Regions from separate parts of the Homo sapiens genome. Here regions 2, 3, 4 and 5 are each linked to region 1. The links are chromatin contacts, found by Hi-C or POLR2A ChIA-PET in ENCODE. All regions are on one chromosome and are shown on one strand. Each heading gives the region's core, a stretch centred on a gene start or an enhancer-like site at or near the end of the contact. The rest is flanking DNA. Distances are from core to core; before and after follow the strand shown.

What was found. Hi-C counts contacts between places; a loop is a spot of excess contacts on that map. ChIA-PET counts read pairs that join two places held with the same protein, here RNA polymerase II (POLR2A). Pooled maps may share reads with other maps.
Region 2: a map of CD8-positive, alpha-beta T cell shows a loop between it and region 1 (9-fold over the local background). The contact joins the promoter of GMDS here to the promoter of PRP4K in region 1. A Hi-C loop is called at or near these places in 3 of 168 maps with a recorded cell type or tissue (CD8-positive, alpha-beta T cell and naive thymus-derived CD4-positive, alpha-beta T cell), 1 of 37 single-sample maps with no recorded cell type and 12 of 50 pooled maps. POLR2A ChIA-PET finds 5 or more read pairs at or near these places in 1 of 52 experiments (Panc1).
Region 3: a loop to region 1 is called in a map of naive thymus-derived CD4-positive, alpha-beta T cell, with 9 times the contacts of the local background. The contact joins the enhancer-like site here to the promoter of PRP4K in region 1. A Hi-C loop is called at or near these places in 1 of 168 maps with a recorded cell type or tissue (naive thymus-derived CD4-positive, alpha-beta T cell), 2 of 37 single-sample maps with no recorded cell type and 8 of 50 pooled maps.
Region 4: a loop to region 1 is called in a pooled map, with 5 times the contacts of the local background. The contact joins the enhancer-like site here to the promoter of PRP4K in region 1. A Hi-C loop is called at or near these places in 1 of 168 maps with a recorded cell type or tissue (naive thymus-derived CD4-positive, alpha-beta T cell), 3 of 37 single-sample maps with no recorded cell type and 11 of 50 pooled maps. POLR2A ChIA-PET finds 5 or more read pairs at or near these places in 2 of 52 experiments (PC-9 and activated CD4-positive, alpha-beta memory T cell).
Region 5: a pooled map shows a loop between it and region 1 (2.5-fold over the local background). The contact joins the enhancer-like site here to the promoter of PRP4K in region 1. A Hi-C loop is called at or near these places in 1 of 50 pooled maps. POLR2A ChIA-PET finds 5 or more read pairs at or near these places in 2 of 52 experiments (K562 and RWPE1).

The regions. Positions count from the first base shown.
Region 1 is chr6:4,019,338-4,023,518 of GRCh38, reverse strand. PRP4K (pre-mRNA processing factor kinase PRP4K) reads right to left here and starts at 2,219. Exons shown (of 15, transcript NM_003913.5): 1 at 2,053-2,219. The coding sequence starts at 2,093. LOC124901245 (a long non-coding RNA gene) reads left to right here and starts at 2,352. Exons shown (of 2, transcript XR_007059415.1): 1 at 2,352-4,181. RefSeq lists enhancers at 977-1,036, 2,079-2,388.
Region 2 is chr6:2,242,674-2,246,854 of GRCh38, reverse strand. GMDS (GDP-mannose 4,6-dehydratase) reads left to right here and starts at 1,250. Exons shown (of 11, transcript NM_001500.4): 1 at 1,250-1,534. The coding sequence starts at 1,433. GMDS-DT (GMDS divergent transcript) reads right to left here and starts at 1,102. Exons shown (of 7, transcript NR_046229.1): 1 at 925-1,102. RefSeq lists a silencer at 978-1,607 and an enhancer at 1,108-1,608.
Region 3 is chr6:5,172,889-5,177,069 of GRCh38, reverse strand. All of the region lies in intron 2 of LYRM4 (LYR motif containing 4), which reads left to right. All of the region lies in intron 3 of LYRM4-AS1 (LYRM4 antisense RNA 1), which reads right to left. Among named protein-coding and RNA genes, the nearest start is that of MIR3691, 27 kb to the right of the region's middle. Within about 2 kb of position 2,114, at least 9 of the 41 ENCODE cell types and tissues checked have a DNase peak (open chromatin) inside an H3K27ac peak, as active enhancers do.
Region 4 is chr6:2,861,546-2,864,045 of GRCh38, reverse strand. It overlaps the pseudogene SERPINB9P1. Among named protein-coding and RNA genes, the nearest start is that of MIR4645, 8.7 kb to the right of the region's middle. RefSeq lists an enhancer at 1,012-1,341. Within about 2 kb of position 1,250, at least 8 of the 41 ENCODE cell types and tissues checked have a DNase peak (open chromatin) inside an H3K27ac peak, as active enhancers do.
Region 5 is chr6:5,131,163-5,135,343 of GRCh38, reverse strand. All of the region lies in intron 2 of LYRM4 (LYR motif containing 4), which reads left to right. All of the region lies in intron 3 of LYRM4-AS1 (LYRM4 antisense RNA 1), which reads right to left. Among named protein-coding and RNA genes, the nearest start is that of MIR3691, 15 kb to the left of the region's middle. Within about 2 kb of position 2,468, at least 18 of the 41 ENCODE cell types and tissues checked have a DNase peak (open chromatin) inside an H3K27ac peak, as active enhancers do.

The DNA of each region.
Region 1 (4,181 bases), core at 970-3,469:
TTAAAAAGAAGCCACATTGTATAGTGGGAGGCCAGACAGTACAATAGTTAGCAGCAGGGCTTTAGAACCAGACTGCCTGAGTTTAAATGGGTGTGCCACTGAGTGTGACCTTGAGCAAGTTACTTAATTTCTCTGTGTTTCAGTTTCATCATCTCTAAAATAAGGAAAATAAACGTATCTACCTCCATAGGGTTGTTAAAAGAATTAAAGCCTTCAGGGAGCTTAAAAGCTGCTTCTTATATTTATTCTTTCTAAATTTTCTGTTTTGAATAGATTCTATATAACTGTAAACTACTCAGTGTTCTCTAAAGAACTGTTGTAGACACTATATTCAGGGACTCACTATGAGCACCAGGCATAGTTTGCTTTCATACCAAATGGTTATCTTCTTTGTTAAATACTTTCAAACTACTGAAAGTGAGACATATACAGACCAAATATTCCATTTACACCAAGTGCTCTGTGGGGAAGGGAAGGGAAATTAAAGATTATCTCTGTTACTCATACAGCAGAGGCCTAAATATGTATTTTTGAAATTATTAAGTCTAATATTATTTGAATACAGTATGTGAATAAACTATGGCTGACCCACTCCTGGAAATGAATCTGAAACATCCCTAAAATCAAATAAATGGACATAATATTACAGAACTTTTCAGATTAGTAGAAAATGTAACCACATAGCATGAGATCTGCACGGTACTGGCATAAACACTGTAATTGTGCCACACAATGAACTTGGTGAGAAACAGTAAGAGGTTAAAGCTAATTTAAAACTTCAGAATCCATTTGTTCTCTGCTAAGTCAAATTGTAAAAATAATACAGCAGTTTTGAAAAGCCCTTAATTAAAAATTCCGTTTCTCTGCCTAGCTGAGTAATGCAGATGATTGAGGAGCCCAAAACTGGATGCACAGCAATTAAGTGTCAGGTTGTCTGGTGGCAAAGATTTCTTCTATCGCTCAGTCACAAGTTGCTGGGAGACTATACCTCTTTCTAAGATGGCTGGAAACAGATCAGACAGTGCAGATGCAAAAAAAAACAAAAAACAAAACAAAAAAAAAAAACGGTCGCTATAGGAACATTGCCGTAAAATCCATTCTCTCTGTTAAGGTTCTTGTTTGAGTTTTCCTAACATAGACATGAACAGCAAAATACTGCTTTAAGTTAACCAATGGTTAACCTTTGCAGCATACACTCGTATTTTTTTTTTTTTCATTTTTCATTTGGCCGCATGGATTCTTAATGTTAGCTTAATTATAGACATAAAGTGGTTTGGCAGTAGCTAGCAATTCCCACTACTCCTTCCACTCGTCCTCCTAAAGAAGGGTTATAAACTCAGGCAAAAAAAAAAAAAAAAAAAAAATGCCAGGCCTCAAAACCAAAGACTCTATCTTACTTTGCCTCAAGTTTGCAAGTTGGTAAAAAAGCTGCCGGTAGGCACTCAAAACAAAACAAAACAATACTGGGTGACTGCTGGACTAAAGAGTACAAGGTGACGAGATCAAGTATCCCGCTAGCCACAGACTAGCTCTGGGATGGCCAGAGAGTGTGACCCCAGCACCTCCGCTCTCTGCTTTCAGGTCCTAAACTGACACCAGTAAAAGGACGACTGGGGGTACCGCATGAGGAAGAAAAGACTTAGGGCTTGGCCCGCCTGCTGCCACTGACCCTCGTGTCCCCAACACAGATGCCGCTAAGAGCTGCGGCCAGGGAGCTCAGATGGGTCCCCAAAAGAGGCATAGGAAAGCGCGACCTCACTGCCGCGGCAGCCGCCACGCGCACCGGACCTGTAGAGGCCGCTCGCGCCTACGCCTCCCGGGGCAACGACGCGCGGCAGGCCGCGGCCGCCTTCACCCCAGCAGCCACGGCCTCTGGGAGAAGGAAGCTCGAAGGCCGCCTGCTCCCCATGCCTCCCACCCCACAACGAATCGCGCCGGAAAAAGCAAAGTTTGACTCTCGCCGTTAGGCCCGAACTTTCCCGCCACCCCGTGCAGCTCCCACTCGGCAGTCCCCGGGCTCCAGCTTCTGGCCCACTCACAGAGACTACTTACTCTGGCTGCTCCCGTAGCGACTGGGTCTCCGCGGCGGCCATCTTGAACTTCCTGACTCCTCGGCGGCGGTGGCGGCGGCTCCCGGACGGTGGAGGGTAGGGGAAGTGGAGGAAGAAGGAAAAGAGCTGCCGCGCATGTGCCGACCGTGTAGGGAAGAGCTGGGTTCTGAGTCCGCGCTAAGAATCCGGATATAAAACCCCACGTCCCGGGACTAGCGCAGGGCGTAGTGTCGCAGCTTCCGGGAGCATGGTGGGCGGTGCTGCTAAGGATTGAGGTCGAGTGTCAAGCTTGAGCTCTTCAGTCAATGCTAGAAATGGACGTTTAGTTATTGAATCCCGCTAACGAGGGGAGCCAACAAGAGAGGGATGTCGGCATCGGGTGTGCGGTTCCAAGAACTGATTGGCTGTGGAGATTAGAAGTTAGGTGAAAATTCTCTTAAACTCGGGCAAACGAATTGATGATTTTTCCCCTGGTCGGTGTTAGAGACACAGTAAATGCTTAACCATCTCGCTAGACAGCTCAACTGAAGTGGCATTAACTTCCCGGGAAAGTGTGTAGAAAGGCATTTTTAAATACTGTAAACTCGAACGTAAATATCTTTTAATGTGGAACTGTTACTACATTTAACACTGAACATCTTTTCAACTTTTACATAGTTCAAGGGTGACACGATTCAGTTCGTTATTTCCGTAATTGGAACGTGTAATGTTTTTTGGCCCAAGTTGCGTTATGTGATTTTGTTTTCTTCTATAACGACTCTACAGTAATGGGGTAGAATGGAATATTGTGGGGAAAACATTTACTGGCTCTTGGAGAACTCTCAAAACCAATTAGGTTCTTTAATTCCTCTTTAAAAAAATATTTCTCGCCTGGCGCTGTGGCTCACCCCTGTAATCCCAGCACCTTGGGAGGCCGAGGCGGGCGGATCACCTGAGGCCAGGATTTGGAGACCAGCCTGGCCAACATGGTGAAACCCCGTCTCTATTAAAAATACAAAAAATTAGCTGGGCGTGGTGGCGCTCGCCTATAATCCCAGCTACTCCGGAGGCTGAGGCAGGAGAATCGCTTGAACCCGAGAGGCGGAGTTTGCACTGAGATCACGCCACTGCACTCCAGCCTGGGCGACAGAGCAAGATTCCATCTCAAAAAAAAAAAAAAAATTATCCATACTTTGGAACCTGGAAGCAGCGTGACGATCACTTTCATTCTTGTAATCATCTGAGTTTGCCTTTGTCCTAGAAAATTGAGTTCGGAATCTCCAGACTCCATACATATCTCTTGATTTCCAGGGGAGAAGGGTTTTAAATGTTCTTACAAAATGTCTCTTGTTGCCTGAATTCCAAACGTTTTGAAATGTTAGGGCCGGGCGCGGTGGCTCACGCCTGCAATCCTCTAGCACTTTGGGAGGCCGAGGCGGGCGGATTGCCTGAACTCAAGAGTTCGAGTCCAGCCTGGCCAACATAGCGAAACTCCGTCTCTGCTAAAAATACAAAAAATTAGCCGGCGTGGTGGCGCCTGTAGTCTCAGCTACTCGGGAGGCTGAGGCAAGAGAATCGCTTGAACCCGGGAGGCCGAGATCGCGCCATTGCACTCCAGCCTGGGCAACAAAAGCAAAAACGCCGTCTCAAATAAATAAATGAAATAAACTTAGTAAACTATTTTTAAATAATGTTAAAATTAACGGTGTACGTAGTAGAACTGTGAGAGATCTCATCTTGGAAATAGAGTGATATACTTGAAGGCAAGAGATTGGGTCAGGTACTATTAACACGTTTTACACATGAACAAACCGACACTAAGAGGTAAGGTAATTTGCTTATGATTGAGTTCCCAAGTACAAAGCTGATTTTTGAACTAAAATCTGACTCGAAAATCTGCTCTTTTCTTATCAGGCTGCTTCCTACAAAAATATAACCTCGCTTAGCATCTGCTTGTTAAGCATCCACCCTCACAGCTCTTTGGCATTCAAATGTTTGTTGAGTAGGGGTAATAGAGCACTACGTTCGAATCAGAAAATGCCTTATTTTTCCTTGCTTGCAAGAGCCTATTATAAATAAATGCCTTGTTTTCGCTGTGTCTCTTTCTTGTTGTCGAGAGCTCAGGCTGGTCTTAATTTCTGCAACCATAGT
Region 2 (4,181 bases), core at 1-2,500, 1.8 Mb after region 1:
CCCGTATATTTCACAGACATTTCTAGCTTATAGCATGTTCCTCTCAATGGAAGTGTTCCCTCTCCTCAGCTTCAGGGTCTCTTCATCACTCAGAGGCACCATCAGATGTTTGTTGAGCCATTCTCCTCATAGAACGCAGAGGAGAGGCCAGGTGTGAAACCAGACCAGTCTATCTATAGCTAAGAAATATTCCTAACGGACCTCGAGGAGCGCGAGAGGGAGGTTTTAAATGTAATCCTGAGCTTTTCTGATTTTGGGGTTCCAGGTCTGCTATACATACTCTTGCACGTTATATTGGGCACAGCCCTAGTAACTCTGTGATTTGAAATGATGATCTGAAGTTATCGATTAGGGAGAGGAATGTGGACAGAGAAGCAGAGCAACGGAGACCGGGAAGTTTCCGTCTGTGTCCTGGATTGCAGCCAACTGCTTAGGCACACACACCTGCTGCCCTCCCGGCTCTGAGTCACCTCCTCTCCTCTCCCTGTCCAACGAGCAGCTGCCAAATGGCAGCCAAATCCAACAGATGTAAGCCGGGACCCCACCTGTGTTTGAATTACTTTCTTTGAAATCTGCCACGTCCAGGTTTATTGACCCGGGCAGTCTTTTCAACATTTCCTTATGCCGCATACGGGTGGGGCTAGGGACTTTCTTGTGCACTGGCAGTCCTCAGAAGAGAAAACTTTGAATTCAGCTATTTGGAACCTCGTTACTGGTTCCGAGCCTCAGGAAAGGCCAGAAGAGCGAGAGCCAGCCTAGTTAGTCACTCCCACATCTGTGACCCCCGTTTACGGGCCTTGTACGCTACTGCCCTTCAGGTACCATAAACCGGGCTTCTCAAAGGGCACTGCAACAGGTTTCCAGGAATTATTTATCAAAGTCCATGACCCCGGCCCTGTGACCCCTGGGTTTGAAAATTCAGACCTTCAGCCTAACGGAGAGGTCGGCTCAGCGTTCCTCCCAGCATCCTCGGGCGATATTAGGGTCCTGGGAGATTCGGGAGGCCACTGCGTCCAGGCCCCCCACGGCCAGCCAGGCGAGAGGCGGGACGCGAAGCCGCGGCCTCCTTCCTCTTCCCTGAGGCGGTGGCGGCGGCAGGCCCCGCCCCTCCCGCGCGGTGGCCGTCGGCGGAGGGGCGGGGCCTGCTACAGCGTCGCCGGCTGACGCGAATGACGCTGCGCCAGTCAGGCCGCAGCCCCGCTGCTTGGCCCGTCGGGCCCGCCTTGGCCGGCTCGGCCCGCCCCCGGCCCTCCCTGCACGGCCTCCCGTGCGCCCCTGTCAGACTGTGGCGGCCGGTCGCGCGGTGCGCTCTCCCTCCCTGCCCGCAGCCTGGAGAGGCGCTTCGTGCTGCACACCCCCGCGTTCCTGCCGGCACCGCGCCTGCCCTCTGCCGCGCTCCGCCCTGCCGCCGACCGCACGCCCGCCGCGGGACATGGCACACGCACCGGCACGCTGCCCCAGCGCCCGGGGCTCCGGGGACGGCGAGATGGGCAAGCCCAGGAACGTGGCGCTCATCACCGGTATCACAGGCCAGGTGAGTGCGGGGGCGGGGGCGCGCCGGCCGAGGCAGCCTGGGCACGCGTGCTCTCCCTACGCGCCGCTACTCGTGGGCTGCGGTCTCTCCAGGAACAGCCCTCTCGGCGTCCCGGAAGGGGTCTGCTGCCGGGAGGTGGGACGGAAGGTACGGTGCAGTTAGTGTGTTGCGTGTGGGGTGTGCGGGATACATCGAGCGCCTCTGGTCTTTCTCTGGGGGCTGTGAGCGTGTGTGCCGCGCGGGATGTCGCGCTCACACCCGGGCAGGACCGCCCGCTCTCACCTGCCCCTCAGGTGACCGCAGCGTCTCTTCCTCCAAGCCCATGTCGTGCTTCGCAGCTCCTAGTGCCGGAAAGGGAAAAGAACCGGTGATCAATGAACTTGCGGGTGAGGTCTTCTTGATGTGTCTCGGCTCAAGGGGCGCTTACCTGCTAACGTTTGGGAAGCAAGAAAAAGGGTGCTTTGCTGGTTTCGTCCCCTATCACCGGATTTCCAGATAGAAAAGAGAACATGAAAGAAAGTAATGCTGTGGAGTCACCTACTAGGACATGTTTAGGAAAAAGAACTTAAAAAACTTTTTAAAATCACGCCAACTTCTGAGATTCAGGTTGACACATTTGGAAGTGTATCCGAGGCACACTGGTCCAAAAGTGCGGCTAGTTCCATTTTCAAAGGAATAAGTTCGTCGAGTAAGGTAATCAAGAGGAGGTCTTCGGAATGTCTCAGGCTAAGCATGGCTGGTTTGTGAGGGTCGCCTCTTAGAGGTGTTGCAGTAGGTGGGATCCGACCGCTGTGTCTTACCAAGCTGTGCTGTTTTAGATTCAGTGGTCATGAAGTAATCGTGCCCACATATTGCTGTAGAAAGAATGTGATGTGTGTGCTCCTGGGTATCTCTGGGTGGTGGCCAATATAACACTGAGATAAAGGTGATAATGGCTAATACATATTGTGTCTATCATGTTCCAGTCGCTTGCCTAACATTAACTCATTTAGTTCTCATAACAAACTCTTTGAGGAGGTACTTTTATTATCTCTATATATGTGGAAACTGAGGCATGGGAGTTTGATTTGCCTGAGGTTAAACCGCTGGGAAGTGTCCAGTTGGTATTGAAACCACTCTCAAAGTTCTCTAGTGTTAGAAAGGGCTAAGTGGGCAGGAGGCAGCGGCTCATACTTGAAATCTCAGCACTTCGGTGTGCAGAGGTGGAAGGATTGCTCGAGGTGAGGCCAGGAGTTTGAGACCAGCCTGGGCAACATATTGAGACGTTGTCTCTACAAAAAAATTTAAAAAATGAGGCAGGCATGTTGGTGCTCACCTGTAGTGCTAGCTACTCAGGAGGCTGAGGCAGGAGGATCACTTGAGTCCGGGAGTCTGAGGCTGCTGCAGTGAGCAATGATGGTACCACTGTACTCCAGCCTGGGGCAAGAGAGTGAGATCCTGCCTCAAAAAAAAAAAAAAAAAAAAAAAAAAAAAAAAAGAAGGAGAAGTTGAAATTGGCCAGATGCACAGTCACAGAATATTACACAATTTCAAGTATTGAATACCTGATTTACTGCTGGTTATTCATGCATCTTGCTTTGCTTAAGGTAATCATAATAGACAAGAGTTTGAAAACTAGTAAGAGGTGGATCTGAGTTTGAAAACTAGTAAGAGGGCAAGGATCTGAGGTTGAGAAATTGAATCCTTGAATTGAGGCAGTAAGACAGGTCAGGGCCTACATACTGTCCTCCCCCTTCTCTTTGTTTTCTAATGCTGGGACCTTTCTGCAGATGATTCCCTTTTTTCCATTTTGTCAGACTGGACCTGAAGCTCAAATGTTTACCAAGTTTACCTAATCTCTGGAAAGTAGAGATTTTATTTTAGTATTGTCCGGAAATTAGTTAAGATTAACATCTTAACTAATGTGCTGTGTTGGTGTGGCCTATACCAATTTACACGACCAGCAGTATGAATCAGTGCAGATTAGAAATGGAACCTAATTTTGACTTTTAAGAGCAGTCATTTGGCTGGAACTGAGTGGCCAGGAAGGTATGGAAGTGGGCCCCCACTCTAGTTTGTCCTGCAGCCTGTCATGGGAGTCTACCTGAAGCACCACACTCAGCAGACCACTCCCTGACTGGAATTTTTTGGTTCCTCATTTCATTTCCAACTTAAAACACCTGCATGGCTTTCAGGTTGGGTTGAATCTCTGCCCCAGTGTTTCTTTCTTCCCTCCGGCATCTGCCCTCTGCATTGTCTCCTCATTTGGTGTTGCATTGGCTTCTGTACCCCTAGCATAGTGCTGAATTCTGTAGCTACCACATAAACACTTGCAGATGGAATTTACTGCTCTTTTATGTTTTTTATTTGTATTCCAGGACAGTGACTCCCAACTTGAGTATCAAGGATCTCTGGAGCACTGTGGTGTTAATGCAAGGGGTCTGAAAATCCATACCTTATTGTATGTTTTCTTAATAATATTGGCTGAGAACTTACTGAGCTATTCACTCTGCTAAGCATTTTGTATATCCCTACCTAAGAGACAGGTATAATAAGTATCCCCATTTATCCCTGGCTAAGTAAGGTTAAATATGTTCCCTGAGGTCGTACATCTAATGAGTGTCAGAACTGAGATCTGAACCCAGATCTCAGCAGTTGCTGTAAGTCA
Region 3 (4,181 bases), core at 865-3,364, 1.2 Mb before region 1:
CATTCTCAAGTTTTGTGCACATGTATGACATTTACACAGTAGGGGATCTATTGAGATATTTTCAAACAGTCAACAATCCTAATCAAAATGTGTGCTACTGAAATAAGTTATTTGGAGTATTAAAACAAGTATCTTCCTGTGGACAACACTACTCATTTGTAATTATGTGATGGGAAGCTTGGGGAAATGTACAGGAGCTTTCAGAACTTATACTTCTGCCTCATGCCATTGTAGATGAAATTATATACTCACACTTTTAGAAATCTGAGATACACATTCACCAAAACTTTTAACCACTGTGAAAGAAACAGATAATCAGCTGTCATTATCCTTGTGTTCAAGATGAAGACCGAAACTTCATTTTCAAAGGTAACTCTGTCAGATCATAACATAAGCACACTTCCTTCAGTGCTTCAGGCCTCAGTAACAGCCAAGACTTATTTCTAAACCACACTGCTCATCAGGGTGCAGTCTATGAAAACTGCCCAGGAAACCTCCTTCCCATTGGTTCCTGAGGAGGGGAGGAACGGACAGCAGACAGGTGAGTACTCAATTTGATTATCTCAGGTAAAGCTTAGAACCCAGCAAAGGCTAACAGACAGTATCACTGGTAGCACCAAAGAAGCCATTTCAGATAATTTCTTAGTATTCCGTAGGCCTTAGTATACCAACAATCTGTTTCTACCACCTTAAAATTTAATAGCGTAGGCCAGGCACGGTGGCTCATGCCTGTAATCCCAGCACTTTGGGAGGCTGAGGCGGGTGGATCATGAGGTCAGGAGTTCAAGACCAGCCTGGCTAATATGGTGAAACCCCATCTCTACTAAAAATACAAAAATTAGCCAGGCATGGTGGCACATGCTTGTAGTCCCAGCCACTTGGGAGGCTGAGGCAGAAGTATAGTTTGAACCCGGGAGGCAGAGGTTACAGTGAGCTGAGATCACGCCACTGCACTCCAGCCTGGGCAATAGAGCGAGACTCTGTCTCAAAAAAAAAAAAAAATTAATAGCGTAATACAACCACCATTTTTGTTATAACTCACAGATTATCTGGGCCGGGAATGCTGATAGTGCACATGCTATCAGCCATAGCTGGGAAGACTGTAACACTGGGTGTACTCAAATGGCTGGGGTTTGGAATCACCCGGAGACAGGTCTGGTGCCTAGGCCAGGATCAGCAGCAGCTGTAGAGCAGAATGTCTGTGTGGCCGGGGCTTCCTCACATCGTGGTAGCCTCAGAGCAGTGCGACTTCCTACTTGGTGGGCAGAACTGCAGAGGAGAGTGTTCTGGAGGACAGAGCAGAGCTGTGTGGCCTTTTGTGAAACAGCCTTGGAAATATGTAGTTTCATTTCTGCCATATTTTTTTGGTCAAAGGAGTCACAGGCTCAGATTCAAAGTGTGGGAACATAGACCCCCGATTCTCAATGGCAGGGGTGTCACAAAATGTGTGACCCTGTTTTAAAACCACCACAGGCCCCCTCTCCTTAGTATTCCACTGGCCCTTTATCCTGGAAACCTCAGGAAATGGTTTTTCCTGATTTTCTTCTTTAATTCTCCTCTCCCATCCCTTCCTCAATCCAGTTCAAGGATAAGGGCCTAGAACTCCACCTGTGTCCTATTCCCTCTTGAATCCACAGGTCGAGCAGGAAAGTGAAGGATGAGGCTGGCATGTGTAGAAGTGCCAGTGGAGGGCGCTGTGGCTGACTAGAAGGCCTCTACGTTTTAAAGGACAGCTGTTCCAAACGGAGGTGGGAATGAAGTCCTTGTGTTTCCAGATTTCCCATTTTAATGTGAAATTAGATATTGAAATATTGCTTCATAATGTTTTAAAAGCATACCATGAGATCTGGGTTTATGCTCTTGTCTATGCACTGGCTCTGAGCCCCTCTTTGAAAGACCCAGAACTCATAAAACAAGGCATTATTTAAGATTGCACATTTATGTTTATCCCCAGAAATTTCCACATTGGGGTCTGGAATGCCATTGCTTCTTTAAATACTACTTACTTTAAATCATATTTGCAAAGAATTCTTGTAACTGAGAATCTAGGCGCTCAATAAATAGACCGCATCCTTCCTTCATCTGCACATGAATGGCAGCATTTTGTGCATTAATTACGTGTGTGATGTGTCTAAGCTGAATTGGCTGAGGAGCAGAACTTTAATGATTAGCTGTATAAAACTGAAAGAGAGCTTCAATTTTGACGTTAAGCCTTGCTTATCTTTTATATTCTCAGCCTTTCTCGACGTTTGTTAGAATTTAAACTTGTCCTAAGCATGACAACATCTGTTCAAAAGAGAGGGGGGATAATATATGTTTATATATACACACCTTAATTTAGTATTGGGGACCTTCCAGTTACCAATTATAAGTGTAAAGACTAAATAAAAGTTATAGAAAATTAGACAAAATAAACAGTGACCAAGAGAAGATTTAAGAAATCTGAAGCTAAAGATTTATTTTTCTGCCTGCCCTCCTTGAAGTAACCATTAAGTTTATAAATAGCCTCCTTCCTCTGAGAAGAAAGGTCCTAGTGACACCAAACAGGATGCGACGCGCTGAGTACTCTCCCCTTTCATTTTGAAACTCGAGCTTTTGTGAAGACTATCATTGTGCATCCGTCTGTCTCTCCTCATTACCACTTCTGGTTGGAGCCGGAAGCAGGACAGATGCATATAGTCCTCATTTCAACCACAGGAATTGACTTTAAAGGTGACACTGTCCTTAGTAACACAGCTGATGCCCTGTAGGGGTAAAATTAGTTGTGTTTTCTCTGTGCAGGTGAAATTTTAATGAATTTTTTGATACTCTGTAGAGCATTCACTGCAAAATGCGTTGTAAGCTCTAAACACCAACAGCTGATTGTGAAAGACTCTTTATTTTTTCTTTGCCCTAACTTAAAAAAAAACAGAGAATGTTTCCAGAGAATCTACTAAGGAAAACATCAGGTCTGACAACAAAAGAGAACTGAGAGAGCGAAGAGGAGGCAGCTTTCTGCACTTTGCACACTGGGTTGCAGTTCTCACAGAATCCTGGGGCTCAGGACAAAATGGAAGCTTCCTCCTTGGACCTGCATTTACCCCAGGCCTCGAAACAAAGCCCCCCAGTCTATAGTTTCCAGTGTCACTTCACAGATCTTTTCATACCACAGCAACCCATACTGCCAGGAATCTGCCTGTTGTCTCCAGCACAGCTTCCTATTGAAAGCAACTCTATGTCTAACCTGCCTTAAAGCAGGTTACGGCTATATTTTAAAACCCACCGCATTAATTCAGGACATATCTTTTTATCAAATGGATTTCTCTTCTGCATACATATTTAAACATGAGCCGTACACTCAGAGCAATGGACTGTTTTATGAAAGGTGATTAGCATATAGTACTCAATCAAAGAATTTGTAAATGAAAAAAGTTGAAAATATGAAATATTGATCACTGGGGTACTCATTAACTGTTCAAAAGCATAATTTAGTTGAATTTCAAATGTGTTAATGTAGGATATCATTCATAGAAAAGAAAAGGATTGTAATTTTACACATCATGTTTAACTTTTTAAAGTGTGGCATCTTTAATGCAGGTATTTGTTCTTAGAACTCTTATTGTATGACTGATTCAGACTTCGTGATTCATTAGCCCTACAAATCTCGAGAACATACATGAATGTGCTCATACAGAGGTTAGAAACTTGGGCTAGCTCAAGGGTAGCCTAAGAGAATATTGGAGACAGAAGGTTCTCATTCCTTGAGCAGTGCTCAGAGCATAGCTCCATGTATAGTGAGCATAACAGCGTTGATGTGTCTGATTGGTGTGTTGGTATTAACAAACATGTAATGGCACAGAGGACAGGAAATTTCATTACATCTCTGGCAAATTCATATTGAAAGAAAGAAGGACAGATGGTTGAAAACAGCCATAAAATATTCTATTACATGTCTGCAGAAGTCATTAGCAGTTAAAGAGATGTTATTAATGGATCAGATTCACTTGGGGAGTCATGTTTCTATAATGCACATTAAAGCAATGATACTTCCGGTATTTTTAATGCAGTCAGGGCCAAAGACAAACCTGTCTTTCTGAATAATTAGAAAATGGATTTATTGGCAGTGAAGAAGCTGCTCTTCAGCTTGACTCCAGATCATTTGGGGAGGTTGTTTTTATCATCTAATGTGAAAGAGTAGAATG
Region 4 (2,500 bases), core at 1-2,500, 1.2 Mb after region 1:
GGAGTGATCCTGTATTCAGTGTGTCAAGTCCACCTCCCCTTGGGGAGCCTTAAGAAGCCTCAGCCTGGGGGGATCATGTATGGCCTTCCTCCTAGGAGATGTGTTTGGATGATTAAATCCACGAGTGTATCTCAGTCCTTGGTGCAATGCCTGGGGCCGGATAGGTCCAGCGAGGTTGGATGTCGGCATGTAATCCCAGATACCCCACCTTCCACAGCTGTGCATCAGTGTTTCAAAGGAAAGTGATCTACACAGTTTTATTAAATAAACAACAGCAGCAACTTGTGTGTGGGGTAGGGAGTCTTAAAATCAGCAAGGTAAGGATAGAACGATGTCTCCATGTCTATCTGTGCAGAAACTGTCTTGAAACACTAGGACACTGTCATGGGCTGGATTGGGTTGTTCTTCACTCCCCTCAATTCATATGTTAAATTCCTAACCTCCAGTATCTTGGAATGTGACTGTATTTGGAGACAGGGTTTTTACAGGGGTAATTAAGGCAAAATGAGGTCATTAGGTCACCCAATATGACTGGCGTCCTTATAAAAGGGTTAATTTGGACACGGACACATACAGAGGGAAAACACTAAAGAGCTATAGAGAGAGGAGGGCCATCTGCAAGTTAAGGAGGGAGGCCTGGAACATATTCTCCCTCTGAGTCCCAAGAAGGAACCCACCTTACTGACACCTTGATCTTAGACTTTCAGCCCTCAGAAATGAGACAATAAATACCTTTCTGTTGTTTAAGCTGCCCAGCCTAAAGTACTTTGTTATGTATGGCAGCCCTAGACAGTTAATACAAATATTAATATCAACAATTCGTCACAATGATTCCTTTTGGGTTTTTAAATGCAAATGAGTGCCTAAACACCAGAGATGATTTTCTCTTTAGCTGAATCATGTGAGTATTCTGAGTCAAGTTTATATTTTTAATAAGTTAAAACATTTTGCCTTCCCCTTTCCGTCATCTGGTTGTGGTCATCTGATTTGAATAACATCTGCTTTCTTTTAGAATGAGAACAAAGCCGTTACACTCATATATAAAATACCTTCTCACCACCTGTTTTGGGGGATTAATGGTAGTTTAAAAATTAAGTGCAACTCAAGTTGTGGCCAAGCAAGGCCGACTGACTTCCTGAGATGTTAGGATCCTGTTCTTGGGGCCACCTCATTTGTTTGCATGGCTCCAGGGGACACCTTTCACATTGGGTATGACTGGAGCATCATCCTTGAAGGTGGGTGACTCTGCAGCCCTGCCTACCCTCTGGTGACATCTGAAGTGTTGTTGACATCAGCTTTAATTCAGAGGAACTCTACACAAATGTCTTGGGTACTCCTGTGTGCTGAATACTGTGGGAAGACCATTCTTCAAGGACTTTATGATCCACTCCAAAGGTGGAAAGGCAAGCCCACCTTCAATATGACATAGAACATGGTAACAAAATAGATGTGTAAAGCACTTTTGCTACTTAGAAACACTTTAGATCCATTTGACTATTTGATTTTTTCTAGCTTTCTTGAGGTATAGTTGACAAACAAAAATTGTATACATTTGCAATGTACAATGTGATGTTTTGATATATGTCTTAGTCCATTTTGTGCTGCTATAACAGAATACCACAGACTAGGTAATTTATAAAGAACAGAAATTTATTTCCTCACAGTTCTGGAGGCAGGGAATCCAAGATTGAGGGTCTGGCATCTGGTGAAGGCCTTCTTGCTGCCTCGTCCCATGGTGGAAGGTGGAAGGCAAGAGAGGATGAGAGACAAAAGAAGGCCCAAATTGTCCTTTTATAAGGAATCCACTCCCCAGATAAATGCATTAATCCATTCATATGGGCAGAGCCCTCATGATCTGATCACCTCTTAAAGGTCTCACCTCTTAATACTGTTACAGTGGTAATTAAATTTCAACATGAGTTTGGGAGGGAACAAACATTTAAACCATAAATACAGATACATTGTGAAATGATCACCATAGTCAAGCAAATTAACATATCCTCCACATTTACTTATCATTTGTGTATGTGATGAGAACATTCAGGATCTACTCTTAGCACATCTCAAGCATACATTCTCATGAACTTTCATAGCCATGCTGTACCTTAGATTTCCAAAATGTGTTAACTTTGAGTACCTTAAACTTTTTGAGGTAGTCTGTCACGCAGGCTGAAATGCAGTGGTGTGATCTCAGCTCACTGCTACCTCCCCCACCTGTGTTCAACTTATCTTTCCACTTCAGCCACTCAAAGTACTGAGATTACAGGTGTGAGCCAGAATGCTCAACCCATAATTCAAACTTTATACCCTTTTGTGACCGGGAATTGGTGGGGTTTTGGTCTCACTGACTTCAAGAACAAAACCGCAGACCCTCATGATGTGTTATAGCACTTAAGGTGGCACATCTGGAGTCTGTCCTTTATTGATGTTCAGATGTATTTGGAGTTTTTTTTTTCTGGTGGGTTCACGGTCTTGCTGGCTCAGGAGGCAAGCTGCAGAC
Region 5 (4,181 bases), core at 1,219-3,718, 1.1 Mb before region 1:
CGGGAGCGATCCGCACCCTCCACAGTCCCGGGAGTGAACCGCACCCTCCACAGCCCCAGGAGCGATCCGCACCCTCCACAGTCCCGGGAGTGAACCGCACCCTCCACAGCCCCGGGAGTGAACCGCACCCTCCACAGCCCCGGGAGTGAACCGCACCCTCCACAGCCCCGGGAGAGAACCGCACCCTCCACAGCCCCGGGAGCGATCCGCACCCTCCACAGTCCCGGGAGCGATCCGCACCCTCCACAGTCCCGGGAGTGAACCGCACCCTCCACAGTCCCGGGAGCGATCCGCACCCTCCACAGCCCCGGGAGCGATCCGCACCCTCCACAGCCCCGGGAGCGATCCGCACCCTCCACAGCCCCGGGAGCGATCCGCACCCTCCACAGTCCCGGGAGTGATCCGCACCCTCCACAGTCCCAGGAGTGAACCGCACCCTCCACAGCCCTAGGAGTGCCGTTACCAAGGGAGAGGAAGGAGAAGGAATAGGGATGAGATCTCTTAAATAGACATTTGATGACATTTTCCCCAATTTGTTAGTTGCAATGACGAAGACTTTTTGCTGTTTAACCTGTTATTATGGAAAAATGTGAAAATATACAAAAGTATGTAGAATTGTCAAATGAGTCCTGTGTATCCATCACCCATCTTTAAGAGTTAGATACTCTGTAATATCAATAGATGGTATTTTTCATCCTTACGCCTACCCATGCTCTCCCGTATTGTTTTGAGAAACTGTGTATTCGTTTTCATATTAAACTATTTTGGTACATATCTGAAAAGATGATTCTTTTTAAAACATAGCTATGATACCGTTATCATAACTAACAAAATAATGCTAATTCCTTAATATCATCAAATACAAAGTGTTTAAATTTTAATGTCTCACAAATATCACCAATCTTCAAACTGGGTGATCTGTCTGTAATCTGTCTTTAAAAGAAATCTATAGGCCCCATCTGTATCTTTTTTTCTTCCTTGCTCTTCTTTTTCCTTATAATTTATTTGCTGAAGAAGTCAGTTCTTTTGTCTGGATTTTGCTGATTTTATCTTGGTTTTCTTGCTTATCTTACATAAAAACTGAAAGCTCTATCTTAACCAACTAGGTTCTTAGCCTTGGCCAGACATTACACTCACCTGGGAAGCTTGTAAAATCCTGACATGTGTGGAAAGCAGCTTGTCACTTCCTCAATAAGTTAAACATAGAATTACCATATGACCCAGCAATTTCACTCCAAAAGAATGGAAACAGGTTCAGACACAGTCTTGTATTCGTATGTTCACAGCAGCACTATTTTCAATAGCCAAAAGATGGAAACAACCCAAATATCCTTCAGCTGAGGAAAGGGTCAACAATATGTGGTATTTCCACGCAATGGAATATTATTCATCCTTAGAAGTCACAAAGTACTCATGCGTGTTTACAACCTGGATGAACCTTGAAAACACTGCGGTAAATGAAAGAAGCCTGACACAAAAGCCACATATTATATGATTTCATCTGCATGTCTACGGAAACCCATAGAAACAGAACATAGATTAGTGGTTGCCAGAGGCTGGGAAAATAAGAAAACAGGGAGGGGCTGCTTAATGAGTATGGGGTTTCCTTTTGGGGGTGATGAAAATTTCCAGAACTAAATAGTGTTGATGATTGTACAGTTATGAAGGTACTTAATACCACTGAATTACGCACTTTGAAGTGGTTTAAATGATTTTATGTTATGTGAACTTTACCACAATTTTTTATAATTCTGATGTATAAAAACACCCCAGACCAAGTAATTAATAATCTCTTAAGTGTGACCCGAGCATCAGAATATTCTAAAGCCCTCCAAGGGATGCCAGTGTACACGCAAGGTTTGGAATCATTGACAGAGGCTGGACGGGTCAGGATCGTGTCTTTGGAGCCTTCCTCACAGGTGGTGGTGGCGTGCTAGATTTAAGCCCGTGCAAGTTTGCTTCTGTATTCTAAAGGATAACTATGTCTTTTGCACTCCTGTCAGACAGCAGACGCTGTCAGGAATCTGCTGCCTACAGTCACAAAAAATGTTCTCTCCTTTTTTAGAAAATAAAATTTAGGAAAACCTAAGAAGAAAACGATCGATCATCTTGATTTTGCTTTTATGTGAGAGGAAAGAGCCCTCTGTTTCTAGCTACCATATAGATGTGTAAAACAGTGCCACCCATAGCCTCACCCGTGAGATGGCAGCACGGGGACAAGTGGCCCTCAGGCTGCCCAGCACACACACCCTGCCCAACACAACAACAGTAACAAAAAGAGACAAAGTAACCAGTCCTGATTCCTTGGGGAGGCGGGCGAACCTTCTCTAGTCATCTTTGTCCTGCAGTGGCTGGTGCTGCCGTCATACCCGTAGAATCTCAGCAGTGCGTGCTTCCCTACCCTGGGAAGGAAATGTCATTTCCTTGCAAGACTCACTTCTCATGAGCACTGATAGGCCACAGCTGCTGCTGGCTCTGCAGCCTTGGCAGAGTTGCAAATAGGTTAAACGGAGATGGGAGTTCTAGTTCTCTTTTGCTTCAGCCAGCTTCCTTTTCTGGCTAAATCTGAGTAAACTCAAAAGAAACTGGGCAAGGGGTTTACGGCTCCCCATGGTGCTTCACAAAGGTAAGTTCCACTTATGTGATCCAAGAGGTGGTTGGCTTGTGATTTTCTTTGCTCAGCATTACTCGTTAATATCCTGAACTCACATTTCTGAAAACAACTGTAGCTGAGATGTGCTCCTGGAGCAGAACTACAAATTAAACTTGGAAATCAAACCTCCCACTTTCACTCTCAGCCTTTTGTAGCACAGGCTGGGTACTCTTCTCTTTGAAAGCATGGGATTTTCGTTTAAAATGTTAATTAGAAAGAATAGAAGACATTCTTTCAGAGGAGGTGTGTTGTAGTTTCTGTTTTTGTTTTTGTTTTTTTTAAGTGCTAGATTTTGAAGTCAGAAGACCTAGAAAGGAGTATCTCAGCTCCATAATTCATTTACCAATTGTGCAGATGTACACAGGTTACTCAGTTTCTCTGGTTCCATATACTCATTCCTAAGGAAATATGAATATTATGTATTGCATAGGACAAGGGTAAAAACGGTGAGAAACTAAGTAAAGCATGTAAGCTTAGCACATGCCCAGTAAATGTCACTTTCCTAAATATGTATTGCTTATGTATTAAGCAAGTGATCCTCAAACTTAATCCCTGAGAGGCAGGGAGGTTAAGAGATGAGATGCAAAAATGCCCTTTTTCTTTTCTGTGGGCCTGTCCTGAAAGCAACAAGGAATTGGGTACGATCATGAAAACTTGCTTCGGGTTAAACCAAGTTAAAAGTTAGGATCTGCTGATATGTCTTGATCTGTCAACTGGGGATCCACGACTGCTTAAAGATAAAGGCGTAAGTCAGGGATAAAATAATGAAGCCAAGGCATATAATGATTGCCTCTCAATCGTGAGTTGTATCCTGCTGCTTCTTTTCACAAAACATATTTTCCAAGTCTTTAAATATTCTTCTATAATGTCGTTCTTAATGATTGCACAGTGAGGATACGGTACAGCAAAAAGCTATGGACAGCTCTGTGGCAGCTAATTTGAAAATCTAATAAAAAATAAATTAACCTGAGGAATAGAAAGCTTGAATAGACCAATTACCATAGAAGAGATTAAAATATCTACTGGTTTGAGCCTTTTCAGACTTTCTTTTGGCCTAGTCCTTGATGAATTTTTGTGAATGGCTTACAGACAATGTTTTCTTTGTTGTCTTTGGAGGGAGCTTTTTTGCAGGCACAATTTTCTTTTTTCTCTTTTAAGAGATGAGGTGTTGCTATGTTGGCCAAGTTGGTCTCAAACTCCTGGCCTCAAGTGATCCTCCTGCCTTTACCTCCCAAACTGCTGGGATTACAGGCGTGAGCCATTGCACCCAGCCAGACACAAATTTTTTTCATGTATTCTCTGAGATACATGTGTGTGTATTTAGTTTGTCCATTGTATTATTCAAATTCTCTGTGATTACCTTTTTAAGAGGAATATCAAAGCTCCCCACCATCATTTTGCCTTTGTCAGTTTCTCCTTTTATTTCTAATAATTCAGGTTTTATATACTTCGCTACAGTCTTATTTAGTGCTTACAGCTTTATGACTGCCGCATCCTGTCTGTAAATGTTGCTCATTATTTAGTTTGA